2 separate regions of the Mus musculus genome follow, and region 2 is linked to region 1. Evidence: chromatin loops called from intact Hi-C (ENCODE). Cell type or tissue: heart. All regions are shown on one strand. Each heading gives the region's core, and the rest is flanking DNA. Links, peaks and the distances in the headings are about the cores only.

Region 1 (8,097 bases), core at 1,324-5,323:
GAGAAGATAGCCAGATGGCTGCGGCACCCCCGGAGAAGGCATTGCGTTACGATAGAGACAGGGGGAGGGAGACAGGAAAACCTACTGGCTTTTATAAAAGACACCAGAGAAAAAGTACGGGAAATCAGGGTTAGGAAGGTGGAGTGGACCTCACCTCTGTCTTTGGGAGCCTCATAGATGTAGACACTGAATGCCTATACCCCTCCCCCACTCCATTCGCTTCTCTGAGCTACAGTTTGAGACCTCTGCCCTAGCAGCTAGCTCCTCTTTTCTCCTACCAACTCCAACCCCGAATCACTTCTAGACACCATCAATGCCTTCGTAACTGAATCCAGTCTCCCTGATTGTAAAGAGCCCACTGCAAGTATGCCAGTTCCCAGTCTGGCAAAGTTTAATGTCAATCAGAGCTGGATAACGAAGATGGTGAGGGTCACAGAGACTGAGTCAGAGCAAGCTGCATGAAGCAGGGTGGGGATGATTCTGTAATTAGTCTAGAAAAGAGAAGATTTCAGATCTCTTAAGAAGGTAACCCTGCACGTTGTCTCCAGGTCTGGCTCTGATATTATGAGACAAGCGAAGACCTTTTTAATCCAGGCACCTACTGTGTCCCACGCCACACGTGACCTTGCACATGTGCAGAGAAAACCCCAGCTGCATATTCAAACTCCATCTGCACACTCCACCAAGCAAACAGCATGTGGCCTCTGCCCAGGGCTGGCCTGTATAGCAACACTGTGAACTGCCCTTTGCAGGACATAAAAGACTTCCTCCTTCACTCCCAGGGTAGCACTGAGACTGGTTGGTTCTACTTCTCGAGCCCCGTCGCTCAGTCAGCATTGTGCACCTGGTGAAGGCAACAGCGCTCTGCCTACAGAATCGTCATTCTCTTTCCAGGTGACCAACCTCTCTTGTGCCTGGTTTGATTTCCTGGCTTCCTGGGTTGAACTCCTTCTCTTCTAGTCCCCATCCTGCCAGCCCAGCAACCCTTCCCTGGAGTAAACTTGCCGTTGCCACCCTGTGCCCTACCTACAACCCTTCAGGGGCTGTCTATGCCAATGGTCAATTCAAAGCTCTCGAGCCCAGCACCCCAGCCCAAGCCCTGCCGTATGGGTTCATCTGTCTCAGCCTAGGATACTTGAACCTTAACAAATACCCTTACAGCTGGTGTGACTTACACTCCCAGCCCCATTGCCTGTTTGTCAAGAGAACTCTAACTTTCAGGGCCCTTCCCCTCGCCTACGAGCTTGATAAATGCTCTTTCCCTCCTTAGTGGATCACTTCCTCATCTCCACGCCTCTTCACCTCCAGGAGAGACAGTCGCTGTATGCACGGCTGAACTGATGTCTACACTACAGCAATTAAAATACTTTGTATCATTTATTTGCTTCTGAGCTTGTTTGGTTTTCTGCAGCTATAAGCTCTCTGAAGCCAGGGCTGTACTGTCCTTCCTGGCTCCCGGTGCCTAATGCAGAAACCGGAATTGAACTGAAATAGAAAAAGATGCCCGTGAGTGATGCTTGTTGCCGCAGATCACATTCTGTTCATGGCATAAAGTACTTAACTTGTTTTAACTGGGCAGTATTGTACATAGGGCAACCATTTGTAAATTGTTGTAAGAAGACTATGGCAAACTTAAGTCTTGTGTCCAAGACTCGGATGAGGCCATAAAAGGTGCTTGATCTTGCAGAGTACTACCTTGGCATCTCTACCACCTGGAAAGGCACTGGGAGCCCCAAGCAGTTCCAGGCCTTCAGACTTTGTGTCTCAGGTGCCAGGGTTACCTCAGGACGAAGGTCAAGGCAGTTTCTCTGGCTGTTTGGATCTCTATGCTCTTCCTCCCCTTTGGAAAGGGAAGGGAAAAGGGGGATGGGCCTGAAATCTGCTCAGCAAGTTGAGCACCAACTACACATCTCATCCATCCACCTGGGATCCATTGAATGGCCTGTCGCTGCAGATACAAATGAGCAAACTAAGACCTGCGTCTGACTCGGCTTTGGAAGGGAGGAAGCGAACCAACGAGAAGGAGGCAAGTGCCCCTCTACCAAGAGATTTAAAAATCAAATGAACTGCTGGGGATGGAGTTCATGCCAGAGTGCTCATGCACAAGGCTTCTTGATTTAGTCCCAGTACAACAGAAAACACACACACACACACACACACACACACACACATATATATATATACACACACATACATACATACATAATACATACAATACTATATATATATATCAATATATCACACACATACAATATTACACACATATACATACATACATAAAATATTCTGAGTCTGGACTACTGTGTACCTCCTTCCAGTAATCTATTTTCCACGGAGTTCTGAGGCTGTCTGTCTTTCAGTCAAAGATGGGATTTGTGCCTCCTGCCTAGTGATTTCTCGGAGCACATGACACCCTCTGCCTGGACCAGGTTCCTTTTATCTACTAATTTTCCCTGAACTTACTGTGTTCCCACCTACACTGGCTTTTCCACTTTAGTCCTTGGTGTTTGCCTCCAGCTTCCTGCTCATCGCCTTCAAAGTATGTACTGGGCCCGTGCATCTTCTCACATTCACTAAGGCAGGAAAGGGAGACATCTTGTGTTCTTCTGGACTGGCAGTACCTGACTCGGGGGCTTAATCGTCACTTATTAATCAGGTAGAGATGAGGGCTCTGTGGTAGGTTGAATGAGACCAGCCTCCATAGGTGTATATGTTTAAAACCCTGGTCTCCAGCTGCTGGCTGTTTAGGGACAAGGGGATAGGGTAGCCTTACTGGAGGAGGTATGTCGGTGGGGATGGGCTTTGAAGTTTCTAAAGCCTTGCACCATTCTGAGTTAACCCTACCTCCCTCTCAGGGATGGAGATACGAGTTCTCACCAGTTCTAGCTGCCACATCTTTGCTCCTTCGGACTCTAACCCTCTGAAGCCAGAAGCCCAAATACGCCCTTTCTTTTAAAAGCACCTTGATCATGGTATTTTTGTCACAGCCATAGGGCAGTAACGAGGCTTCTGTGGTTTCTCCGGTGTTTAAAACGAGCTAGGTCTCAGGGAACACTTTGCAGGAGTAAGGCCACTTGAGTTCCATAGGGCAGTAACGAGGCTTCTGTGGTTTCTCCGGTGTTTAAAACGAGCTAGGTCTCAGGGAACACTTTGCAGGAGTAAGGCCACTTGAGTTTGGCAGATTTGGAGGGAGGGGGCGTTGCATAGTAAAGGTTTGCTACGAGGATAGTCCAGAGCAGGTGCATCATCCGGGAGTGAGTTCACGGTGGCCAAGGGTGTGAAAGGTGAAACACGTGAAAGGTGGTCAAGGGACACCGGCTACCCCTTTTCTGAGTGCACTTCCCCTTCCGTGACAGATGGGAATACAGCAGCGTTGACACATTTACTCCTTGGGTATGCCCACTTAGGCTAAACAAATTTAGCACAAGCTGAACAATTGGAACTCAGAGCTGATCCTAAGGGATTTAACAAGAGCTGCAAGGGCATTCAGATGACCCTGGATGATTCTAAAACCTGGAGAAAAAAAAATCCCCCAGCAAGCCCAAGCTGTCTGATCATGCGACCCATCTCCTGACTGACTGCTCACAAAGACCTGGCCAAGGACATTCCAGCTGTGCCAGGCCACTGGGCAGAGATCCCAGAGAGAGCAATCTATCACTGTTCATCACCCCCTCACACCTCAGGGAGCGTGGGCCTGTGGCCACGAGCTGGCAGACAACAGCCCCTAGCCCTTGCGACAGTGTGTATCCCCACTGCCAGAAAAGCAACCAAGGTTTTAGCACTGCGCCATTGGGTAGAGCCCTGGAGACTCTCAATACTCAGGTTCACCATTGGGTGGCTCTACCGGGGTCACCAGCAGAAGAGATGTCTCCCTCCCAGAGATTCATGAAGCCAGAGTGACAAGGTCGTTTTTTACCCTTCTCCCGGTTCATCTTCCCGCCCCTTCATAGAACATATGGGACCCTTCGTGCTGTGTGCACCCTGGCTTGAGGTGGCAAAGGTGAGGAGGCTCCACTTACCCTCTCCCCCTGCACCTGTTGTCAGTGATGATGGCTTTTGACTGTGGCATCTTCAGCAATTTCTGTATAGCCTGCACCATAGGCTAGGCATAGGATTCTCACCTGGATCATGTTCTCCCGCTAGAACAGGACTAGGTCATAGCAATAAAGTCAAGCCTTTCTCATCTGACCCACCATCTACTCTTCTTCCTTCTTTCCTTCCTTCTTTCCTCCCTCCCTCCCTCCCTCCCTCCCTCCCTTCCTTTCTTTCTTCTTTTCTTCCTTCATTTCCTCTTTCCTTTCCGTAAATCTTACCTTGATGTCTTGGCAAGAGACTCCAGGAGGTTGGAGTTTCTCTCCACAGGAGTAGATCAATCACAATCCACCAAGACCCTGAACCCATTGCTTTCTGAATCAGGAATTCAAAAGAGAAACAAGCCAACGCTCTTGTGCCCCCATGTTGTCCTTGTGCAACATCAGGGCAGTGATGTCCTCTGGCATGAGAATGGCAGGAACACAGCCAAGATGGAGCAGGAGAGAGGCTGGGAAGTGCCACACAATCTAGCTAGCTGCAGTAGCCAACATTCCTTGGCAACGACACTCTCACTCAAAGCCCTGGGAAGCACTGGGACACAGGTGTAGTCTAGCATCTATAGAGAGCACACCGGAAAACACCATGACATCCCCCTTGTGAGTTCAGTCCCCCTCCCATCTCGCCATATGCTGGTGACAAGGAGGAAGAGTGGGCAGTGTCACACACCCACCATGCTGCCCAGAGGGCAATGATGTAAGCCACAATGCTTAGGTTTCAGCTCCAAATGTGGCAGCCAGCAGCAGGAGGTGCTGGCAAACCCTTGGCTGCCAGGCATGCTTCTCAGAGCATCCAGGCTGCTGCATGGAGTTGCTGTTGCCCTGGACTCTGCAGCCCCCCAGAGCCTTAGGCTAGGTGGCTGGGGACTTTTGAGGGTTAGAGATGGGTCTGCAGTGTTTGTGGGAGCAGTCTCTGCTGTCCTTTCCAAGGGACAGAATGTTGCAAGGAGTCTATGTCACCACTTTTGAGCATCTATGCCCTCAAGCACTAGACTAAGTCCTTTACATGATTCATTGACACCTCTCAAAACCCCGCTAGGAATATACTGTTATTGGACTTTTGAGGATGAAAGTCCCAAGCCGTAGGCAGGCCGCGTCATGGCTGGTACAGCTGAGAACTAGCCAAGGTTCTTGTGCTTAGGAAGTAAACGATGCTCCAGCCTCCACAGATTCAGAGCACTAGCAGAGCAATCAAAATACTGAACAGGCAGAGTGTGACGGCTCACACCCTTTAATCCCATCCCTCAACAGGCAACCGAGGAAGACTGCTGTGAGCGCAAGGGCAACCTGGGCTGCATGAAGAGACCTCTCAAAACAAACAAACAAACAAACAAACAGCATTCTAAACATAGGTTAGATGTAGGTTGCTTGAATAAAGCAAGTAGCATTCCAGAATATGAGTGGGTACAAGGTAGAAATACCACAATAAATACATGTTTCAATGCAGCATGAAGGCTCACTAGATCTGGTCACTTGTCATGAAGAGAAAGGCACCTACCTGGCCACAGCTATCAGTTCTTGAGCTAAAGCCTGTGGAGTCACAGGTTAACCAGGCTGTAAGTCACTTTTTGATGTCTGTCCAGTTGGGGACATTCTGCTGTGGCATTGAGAGATGAAGTATTGGACTAGAAAGATGGCTGACTTGGGCAAAGGTGCTTGAGGCTAAGCCTGACAACCAGAATTGATCTGTGGGATCCCCTCGGTGGAAAAAAAAAAAAACCTGACTCATGAAAGTTCTCCTCTGACCTCCACATATGCACCATGGCGTTTGTACACATGTACACACACACACACACACACACACACACACACACACGTAAATCAAAGAAGTAAAATATTAAAAACAATAGACAGCGTTTCTCATGACATTAGATTTTTCAAGCAACTGGAACACATTAGGTGACGACTTGGCAACCTTTTTCCAGAAAGGGCTGGCTGGGAACCAAGAGAAGCTTTGCTGGTCACGTGACCTCTGCTGCAGCTTCTCCACTCTGTCATTATGTGTGAGGACAGCCACAGATGCTATGCAAATAAACACGTGTGGCTGTGTTCCGATAAAACATTATTTATGGACACTGCAGTTGGAATTTCACATTACTTTAATATGACAAAATAGTATTCTTTGGGGGTTTTTATAACCATTTTAAAATAGGTTAAAAAAAAAAGCACTCTTAGCTCATGGGTTACAGTTGCCAACCTCTGGGCTAGGCTGCTGAGTGGACTATCTCCTCATGTTCTGTCAGTGTACTCAGACCACTTGCATCAGGTTACTGTAGCTGTTAAGGCAGGTGTATTGTTTCTGCCCCAAATGTACTGAGCCTGACATCCAGAGGAAGAAGCAGGAAGAGCCTTTTCTCTCATAACCGACACCAAGGAGAGAGAGAGAGAGAGAGAACCACATCAACCACAAGAAACTAGGAACTTTCTTAGAGGTCAAACCTACCTGGCAGGTGTTCGTTTCTGTGCTTTAAATTTATTATTTTTATTTTGTTCTACGCGTAGATGTGTTTTACCTGCATGTGAATCTGTCAGCCAACGGGTATCAAATCCTTAAGTGGAGTTTTAGACAGCTGTGAGCTGCCATGTGGGTGCTGGGAATTGAACCCAGGACCTCTGCAAGAGCACCAGTTCTCTTATCACTGAGTCATCTTCTGAGTATATTTGTTTGTTGTTTGGGGAAGGTATTCTCGCGGAGCCTAGGCTGGTCTGAAACTTGGCGTGTGGCTGAGGATGCTCCTTAGCTTCTGATTCTCTTGCCTCTACCTTCCACGTGCTGGGAGTACAGGCATGTACCACCATGCCCAGTTTCTGCAGTGCTAAGGTCAAACTTAGGACTCAGTGCATTTTAAACAAGCACTCCATCAACTGAGCTACAACCCCAGCCCCGGATTGTTTTAGGATGTCATAAAACCACTGTAATTATCGAATGTGAAAGAGATAATAGAAAGAAAAAGAAGGAGGAGGAGGAGGAGGAGGAGGAGGAGGAGGAGGAGAAGGAGAAGAAGAAGAAGAAGAAGAAGAAGAAGAAGAAGAAGAAGAAGAAGAAGAAGAAGAAGAAGAAGAAGAAGAAGAAGAAGAAGAAGAAGAAGAAGAAGAAGAAGAAGAAGAAGAGAAGCAGAAGCAGCCAGGTGTGGTGGCAGACAATCTTTAATCCCAGGACTAGGGAGGCAAATGGATTTCTGAGTTTGAGGTCAGCCTTGTCTACAGAGCAAGTTCTAGGACAGCCAGGGTTACACAGAAAACCTTGTCTCAAAACAACAACAATAACAACAACAAGAACCCGCTGCATAGGCTCTTTCTAGCATTGCATTGGATATCCAGTGAGCAGCACACAAGCTTCATGTGCACACAGCTATTTGCAAATTCTGGATCCACCAACATCCTCCTCCTAGCTTAGAGAACCCCATTTTGACTGAGGTTCCAGCCCTAAGGAAGATGATCTTGTCACAGTGATGTGCTGGCAAATGTTTAGCACCTGACTCTTAAGGGCTGCCAATTCCTGTGGTGTAAACCATCCCACCAATGCCATTGCAAACCACCACCACCAGGTCACCAAAGTCAGGGCTGGAGAGAGATGAACACTATCAGTTTTCACAGGCCGGCATGCTCTGGCTCTAGTTAGATACCGCCCTGTTGGGATCAGGGATACACAACCATCATGACCCCGACTTACTGCCAGGGTCTGGCGTGAGAGCAGAAAATGTTTGGGACCAGGCTTGGGACACTTTAGCTAAAACTTGCTTTCTCATTAAGGGAACGAATGGCTTCTCTCCTGCTGCCCCTCCACTAGGTTACTGCTGGGAGGCAGCTGCCCTAGAACACCTGAGCACGCCAGGGGGCACAGAGCACAGCTAGGTCAGCTGTTCCTGCAGCAGGTCTGTAGCCCTGCTCTTGGAACTTCTGCTTAGCCACGGTTACAAAGTTTCTGCATTGTTCCCGCTGGCCGAATCAGGGTTTCTGTTGCCTTCAGCAGAAAGTCTTCATCAGCTGTGCCCTCCTAATTGATCAT
Region 2 (8,097 bases), core at 2,512-6,511, 120 kb before region 1:
TTTAACATAAACGAATTACATTTTCTTTTGGTTTACAAATAAAAACTGTACTCGGTATGTGTAATTCTACCCACAATTCTAAAATTAAAGTACATACAGAAAATTTATGGATATCTTTAAAGCAAATTTTTGAGGGCTTGTGGTCTATTGTTTTTCCTCATTTTCTTTAAACTTATTCAAATAGAAGCAAAAGGGTCGACCATATGAAACTGACAATGGAATGAGAAGCTGTGAAGACCCTGACAACAAATGGCCCCAGAAACGCTAGAAAGCGAAGAAAGCCATATGCTTGTTCTGCTGGCTTCACACCAAAGGTTTCTTTTGCTGTGGGTCTGAAGCACATGCCTACAGTTTAGGGATGTGTATCAGCAAGCAATGTTTACAGCCAAGGAGACAAAGGTTCTTCAGAGGCTGACCTAAATTAAAAATGTTCTTCTACTTAAATTGGTCATTTAGTCAAACATTTATCCTAGCAGAAAGGCTACAAAGACAATAATATACATCAGAAATGACTTACTGTTAAAATCTTTAATTAAGTCTCTATCTTTTTGTCAACACTTGGAAATTTTATAGAGATCTATGTTCTCATTTCATAAAGAAAGAACTTCATCTTTAAGTTAGAAAAATGTACTGAATATAAATTTGATGAAATACAATGAGATTATCAGAATTCAGAATATGTAAAATAATCAATGGCTGCCTTATTGTGTTCTACTTATCATATCTGAACTCAATTAAAACTTTTTGAAGCTATGAACCTGTTCCCCCAACTCCTCCCAGATGCACTCGACTTCCCTACCCACCCAACTTTGTGTCCCATATATTCATGGATGGGTTGCCTTTCACTTACTTCTAAGACATAAAAGTTAGTTTTAAATAAAATTTTAAAACATTAAAAGCATTTCTATAATTCCATAGGAAAGCCGTAGGGCTTTGGACTTGGTATGGCAGCTGAGCTATGTCCCCAGCCAGAAATGTTTCACTTTTAACCCTTATGCACCACCACCATTTTAGGAGAAACATAGTTTTAAGTTAGGGTATTATATGAAAGCCCACATATGACCCTGAGCTGAGTCCCCACTGTGCAGTATTAATGTCTTTTGTCAATGAAGAGAGAGGAAGCAGAAGGGCATTATCAAGTCCAATCGATGCAAAATACTGAATGCTACATTTTAAAGCTGGGAATAATTCCCACATGTTTTGAAAATTACTGTATTAAAAAGAGTAACCTACAGAATGCATGTATACCAAGTATTTATATAAAATGTGATTTTGATTATCCTTCTATCCAAATAATAAAGGCTGTGGGTTTCCCTGGAGCTACAATAGTAGGGTGTACATAGCAGTTTCTAAAAGGCTAGGAGCACTTAAGAAAGTTTTAAAGTGTTTACCATAAAGAAGAGGCTTAATTAGCTAAATTACTAGCTAAGTCACTAGCATTGTATATGTGACTCTGAAACACCAAATTTCAAAACCTTGTACTGACCAATGTCCCAAAGGCCTAATGGCTTTTTGGACCAAAAGGATTTTGTTCAATATAACAAAGTGGTTGGAGAGAGAGAGAGAGAGAGAGAGAGAGAGAGAGAGAGAGAGAGAGTAAGAGTATGTGTGTGTGTGTGTGTGTGTAGGCCCAAAAGTCTCTGCCAACACTATGACTACAAAGAAGATATTCCAAAATGTTTTTCAAAAAGGGGGAAGGTGCTTCTGATTTGGTTTCAAATAAAAACTAAACTACCCTGCTTTTTTTTTTTTTACCCTGTTTCTTTAAGTTAGCATTTTGAAATAAAAAAATTAAGCACTAAAACTAGAATGTCACTTTTTTTCTAGAGTATGAATCTGACTGTAATCCACCTACCAATTAAATGCTTGAAGGGCAGCTGGTGATCTCGGAGATTCAGGTGTGCAATATGCCCAACCCTGCTGAATCCAGAGGTTACATCTTGACCTTCAGGAAGCACAGCTTTCAAAATTTCTTCTGACTTAAAATTTTCATATGTTAGTTCCAAGTTGTACTGGGATAACTGTGGGCTGACATCAAGTTCTTTTAAAACTCCGAGTTCTGCTTTGTCAAAGGAATCAGCAGTAAGCATCCTGTAGGGGTCCAACATGATCAGCCTACTGTCTTCATCCTTGGGATCCTCAATCACTCGCTTTATGCCCGGGCGCTGCAGGGCTACTCTCCTGAGGGCTCGCATCAATCTGTTGACTACTTCTTTCCTCGCTTTAAGCACAGGGATGGACACTGTCTTCTTAAAAGCTGTTCTATCAAGTTCTCTCATTCCTCGAACGTCAGAGGGTGGTGAAAATAATTCACTATCTCTCACACTTGCTTCTATTTCTGGCATGGTTGAGAGTCCTTGTCTTTGACCCAACAAGAAAACAGAAGGCGCTTTCCTAAGTCTCGGCACCAGGGTAAACAACAATATTGATTCACTGGGGTGACACCATTCCACTTGCAAAAGTCTTCTTGAGAATCCAAATAGCTTCCATACGATTCTGGGGAAAATAACAAAACAAAACACCAAACACCATCAAGCTACATGTGAACACATTCACAATGGCTTTTGAGGATGAAAATATAAATTATCTTTCAAGTCACCTGCCAAGTGCTGACAAAAGGTTTGGATGGCAAGGGAGGGCAGTCTCTCTTGCAGGTTAGAATGATCACTGTCCCTGGTAAATAATACATTTGCATTTTCAGTCTATTTGCCCCTATAACAGAAAAATTAGTGGTCTAGCAATCTCCCTATACCCAAAGAACTCTGCTCACAAATTTCGACAGAATACACATAGAATAGGAAGTATGAAATTTGAGTTAAGGGTCATCTCTAAATGAAATGATCACTATATGTGATGCCACCAATGGTAATACTTACTGGGATATTCTTAGGAGATCTTATTTTATTTATTCAACGGGCTGTTGTATCAGAAGCTGTGTTATGAAGTTTGTAAGCTAAGGGGTAAGTTAATCACCCAAAGTTATGTGGCTGCTAAGTGGCTTGGCAAGGCTTAAACGTTCATTAAGGTCTTAAAATGTAGCTCACTGGTAGAAAGCTTGCCTAGCACGCATGAGGTCCTGGGGTCATCCCTAACAGCACATAATATCAGGCATGGTGGTGCCTACCTGTAATCTCAGCATGAGGAAATAGGAGGATTAAAAGTTCAAGGCCAGCCTGGGATGCATTTGAGACCAGACCTCAAAAACAAACAAACAAACAAACAAACAAAAAAAAAAACAAAAGCTTGGTTAAAAATGACCTGAAAGCTGGGGATACAGTTTAGCTAGAAGTGTACCTAGCAAGCACAAGCAAATTCATGGGCTTTCAGCACTACATAGCCTGGGCACAGTGGTGCAGGCACTCAGAAAGCAGATCAGAAATTAAAGTCATCCTCCAGGTTGGTCTGGATACATGAGATTTGTCCCTTCCCATATGACCTTAGTATACTGTTAGGATGTCTATCATAGTGTACTGCCATATGCCATGCCTATAACTAAAAGCTTCAGTATTTTGACAAGGCTTTACTGTGTTGTTTGAAGTAAATGTAGGCGTCCGTTTTCCATCTGTAATATGTGGTTTAAACTATGAAAAGATTTTTGTGGTAATGGGAACCTAATCCCGGCACTTCTCATGCTATCCAATCCTACCACTGGGTGCATCAGCCCTCACCATGCATTTGACCAGCCCCCTACCCAAGGGCTCCGGCCTCGGCTTAGCGGCCGGTGGACAAGGAGATGAATGACCTGGTGGCCTTTTTGCGCTCATTGGGCAAGAAAGAAGAGCACGAGTCCCGCCGCGGTACCGTCAGGTTTTCTACATCACCCGGGACACTACTGCCCCCTCACCAGCTGCACCTTTCCAGGGCCAGCGTCACCCGAGGCCGGCTTCAGACCCGAACCCCTCACCTCATGCTCTGGTGCAGCTCGGAAATAGGGCGTCGGAGGCTGGTGACGTCATCACTGCTGGCCGCGAAGGCAGCGTAGAGTCCGACCCTGTGGACTCGCACCTCTCTTCCGGGCCCGCGATTTGCTACGAGAGCCCGGAAGGGCCAAGCCCGTAGCTCCGCCTCTGAAGCCGCTCAGCCGGGGCGCTTGGGGTTAGGGGAAGCGGCTCCGTGATTTACTTAGCAGTCGGTCGCGGAGCACCATGCAGGCGTCCCGGCACAGCATCCAAGCGGAGCCAGGCTGGTACGTCTCTGCCCAGCAGCCAGAGGAGGCGGTGGCTGCAGACGAGTGGAGTCCGTTGCTAAGCAACGTAAGTGGGCTTTACTGGCTGCGCTGGGTTCCTGTGCGCTTCGGTATCTTTCAGGGCTTGCAAGAGGAGCCTTGGACTGCAGGGGACTGACCCTGGGGTGGGGCCCGAACCACTGACCCCAGGCGAGTTTGGAATGTGGCAGCAGCATGGAGCACTCAGTCAATAGTGAGAGGCTTGGAACACCAGCGGGATGAGCCTCGGTTTTGTGACTCACCATTGCTTTGTGTCATTGTCGCCTCTGTCTCCTCTAGCCTTGTGAGGTCTTGCAAGAACATCACACGATGTTTCTTTTCTGGATTTAATCATGGGGCCAAGGGAAAGATGAGCTATAGGCACTTTAATACTCAAGTCCCTGTAAGTGAAGATGAGGAGAGGTCTCTGGTAATGTGCACATTGCTCGTCCTTAACCTAAAGCCGGTGTAGTGGGCTGTGTGTGCCCGGGGGCCCCGGAGCCTCTTCGGTCTTGAATGTCCAGCCTAGGAGGGCCTTGGGCATGCTAGAAAAACTCCCTAACTCAGAGCTGCTTTCCAGTCCTGCCACTCCACTTTTTATGAATCCCTGGACTGTAACAGCTGATGGTTTGGTTTATGTTGTCCCTGTAAGATATTCCTGCTAATCGACTTAATTCATTAGGCATATAAACAAAAGGTTAGTTTATTGCGGTCCTCGTACTTGAGGAAGAAGAGTTAGGGACAGAAGTTCCATGCTGACACTGGGATTCTTCAGGAAGCACGTGACTGAGGCCCGTTCCTCCTCTGTCTCCACCCTATCTTGATCTCTTGAAGTCACAAGGCTGTGGCTCCCACTGAAGCCAGCTGGGCCCTGCATGGGAGGAAGTAATTTTCCTGGAAGACTCGTTTCCTTGAGTTGCACCAATAGGTCAGAACGGAGGGAAAGGAACAAGTGTTATGTCCAAATGTGCTTTTCCTTGGGGTAATAACTCCTATGACGGAAAGCAACTTGGGAAGGGAAGGGCTTATTTCATCTTACAGCTACAGTCCGTCTTGAAGGAAAGTCAGGGCAGGAATCTGGAGGCAGAAACTGAAACGGGAGACCCGGAGGAAATATTGACTTGCCCCTACTGGCTTGCTCAGTTTGCTCTCCTTCATCCCCAGGAAGGCCTGCCTGCTCAGGGATGCCCCCACCTAAAACAGGCCGTGTCTTGGCCAGTCTCTTTAGGGCATTCTCCCAATTGAGATCCCCTCTTCTCCAATGAGACTAGCCTGTGTTACATGGGCGAAAGAACTAGCCACGTCCTGGTTAATTAGTGTTCACACGATTCCTCAAGTGTGTAGAATGGCTCAGCACACTTTAACTTCCTTCCTCAGGCATTTAATGTGGGTAAATGGTGTGTTTCCAGGAACCTCACAGGCAGGGATCCTCCGGTGCTTCCTTTGGTCTCTCCGTCTTTAACGTGATGAACGCCATCATGGGAAGCGGCATCCTTGGTTTGGCGTATGTGATGGCTAACACGGGTATCCTTGGATTTAGGTGAGGCCTGTTTCCATATTTTGTCATCACACGGTTCCATTTTGATAAGGAATTTTGATTCCAGAAGTTACCGGTCTACAATTTCTAGTTGGATTACTTCTGGGGTTTTAATGCTGTTTTGTTCCCCTTGTGCCTATCTAGTTCTGTGCTTTGGAGGAATGCTCCCTACAGTCATGCATGGCTTGAGGGGGTGGGCATTCATGTAGGAACCTCAAGAAAGGAACCCCGGGGCTCTAAGATAGCGTGGGCTTTAAAACAGCACCAGCAAAGCGGGGCTCTGGTGTAAGAATCAGAACCCAAGGGCTTATAGGGCACAAAAAAGAAAGGGAAGGCCACTGAGCATTGTCCCTTTTGGGCAGGTTGTTGCTAGGGGAAGCTTTGGAGATAAGGTAAGTGGTTAGGATGTCATGTGATAGATAAGCAGCTTTCCTGGTCAGACATGACTGGGGTCCATAGGGCACAGTGGGTAAGGATCTAGAAAACAAGTTACTTTAGGAATTGTTATTGTTTAACTAAAAGGGGGAGAGGGTACCAAGTGGAGTAGCCATGGCTAATAGTTCTGAAGTGCGGCAATGCTTTTTCGTTCCTGGGTGATCCTTATAGAGTATACTTAAACAAACCTAGATGGTAAAACCTTCTACACATCTATACAGTATTGCCTGTTGCTCATAGGCTAAAAAAATCACCTAATATAGTGCAGTCCACGTGCTAGTATAGTAAATGCCGCAGCAGTTGTAATGTAATCGTATTTGTTTATCAACACATGCAAAAAAGATCCAGTGAAAGAAGAAACCTGTTCCTGGATTGGACGTCGTGCTGAGAGGAACTGGAGAAGTCGTTTTAAGGGCCTTGTGTTTTGTTTTTCAATGTTTTGATTCTTGTTATAATAGCCTAAAAAACAAATACACCATATACCATATAAAACTTTTCTTTCTATATGTCCTTATTACATAAGCTTTTTAAATTTAATCTACTCTTATTCTCGTATTTTCCTTTTCCAACTTTTTCTTTAAAACTCAGACATAAGCACACTTACTACCCGAGAGCCAGGATCAGTTTACACACCTTGCTCATGGGGAGGTGTTTCGGGAGCAGGACACAGCTGCAGCCTCCTTGCCTGTGACAACAAAGCCTTTTCTGAAGCCCCTGAAGGACTGGTCCTGGTAGTTGGGAGGTAGAGACAGGAAGATCGGGGAATTCAGGGTCTTCCTCAGCCATATAAGTTCAAGTGAGACCCTGCTTCAAAAAACAAACAAACCAACAGCCACAACAATAAAAAAAGTGTGCCCTAAAATCATGATTTTTTAAAAGAATACAGTATGATAGTATAATAAATACAGGAACCGAGGATTGTATTACTTCTTCTTAGTGGATATTCAGTACTAGATGTAAAAGCACGTGTTGCGTTCATGATTATATGATTGGCAATGCAGTAGTCTGCTTTCCCCAGCTTCACCGTGAGCATGAATAATGTGTTCCCTATGACACGAGGACAGCCATGTTGTCTCTGAGACTTCATTGTTAACCCAGATATCACTGTGCAATACAGGACTGATGTTGATTTTTATTAATCTAAAAATGTGGCTAATCTAAAAAAAAAAAAAAACCACTTTGTATTAGTCAGGGTTCTCTAGAGTCACAAAACTTATGGACAGTCTCTAGATAGTAAAGGAATTTATTGATGACTTACAGTCGGCAGCCCAATTCCCAACAATGGTTCAGTCGCAGCTGTGAATGGAAGTCCAAGGATCTAGCAGTTACTCAGTCTCACGCAGCAAGCAGGCGAAGGAGCAAGAGCAAGAGCTAGACTCCCTTCTTCCAATGTCCTTATATTGTCTCCAGCAGAAGGTGGAGCCCAGATTAAAGGTGTGTTCCTTAAACTCGGAGATTCAATCTTCTGGAATCCATAGCCACTATGGCTCAAGATCTTCAAACCAAGATCCAGATAAGGATCTCCAAGCCTCCAGATAAGGGTCACTGCTGAGCCTTCCAATTCCGGATTGTAGTTTATTCCAAATATTGTCAAGTTGACAACCAGGAATAGCCACTACACACTTGATCTACAATTGATTTATGATTTTAAAAAGTTCAAGCTCATTTGTGTCAGGCTGGCCAATGTGAATCAAAACTTATCAGTCAGGCAAGTTAAAAGCAATTTTTTTAGGTGCAAATAAAATATCCTTCTCCTGTCTTAGGCTGCTAAATAAGACTTCTTTAACGCCTGGAGCCCAACATTATGTTCTGGGCTTATTTATTTTCAAGAGTTAGTCATGGGCCAGTGTCTTAGTACTGTTCTATTGCTGTGACTACACAGCATGACCAAGGCAGCTTATAGAAGAAAGCACTTTAAATG

What was found. Hi-C counts contacts between places; a loop is a spot of excess contacts. Peaks named below come from ENCODE experiments on the same cell type or tissue, not always from the same donor. Only the 100,000 strongest peaks of a DNase experiment are listed, where the experiment ranks them.
Region 2: it touches region 1 in a loop (2.1-fold over the local background); 4 of 42 quality-filtered maps call a loop at or near these places.

Annotation. Positions count from the first base shown.
Region 1 is chr12:73,405,090-73,413,186 of GRCm38, forward strand. D830013O20Rik (RIKEN cDNA D830013O20 gene) reads right to left here and starts at 4,474. Exons shown (of 4, transcript NR_046013.1): 1 at 4,314-4,474. It overlaps Gm40442 (a long non-coding RNA gene), which reads left to right. Exons shown (of 3, transcript XR_872822.1): 2 at 783-894; 3 at 1,271-1,372. In heart, for the core only: a CTCF peak has its summit at 3,806; DNase peaks (open chromatin) are centred at 3,282, 3,702 and 4,532; H3K27ac peaks cover 368 bases.
Region 2 is chr12:73,282,780-73,290,876 of GRCm38, forward strand. It overlaps Trmt5 (TRM5 tRNA methyltransferase 5), which reads right to left and starts at 3,932. Exons shown (of 5, transcript NM_029580.3): 1 at 3,905-3,932; 2 at 1,856-2,496. The coding sequence starts at 3,909. It overlaps Slc38a6 (solute carrier family 38, member 6), which reads left to right and starts at 4,069. Exons shown (of 16, transcript NM_001037717.3): 1 at 4,069-4,253; 2 at 5,614-5,744. The coding sequence starts at 4,146. In heart, for the core only: no CTCF peak of the experiment used is centred there; DNase peaks (open chromatin) are centred at 4,062 and 5,032; H3K4me3 peaks cover 2,330 bases; H3K27ac peaks cover 2,091 bases.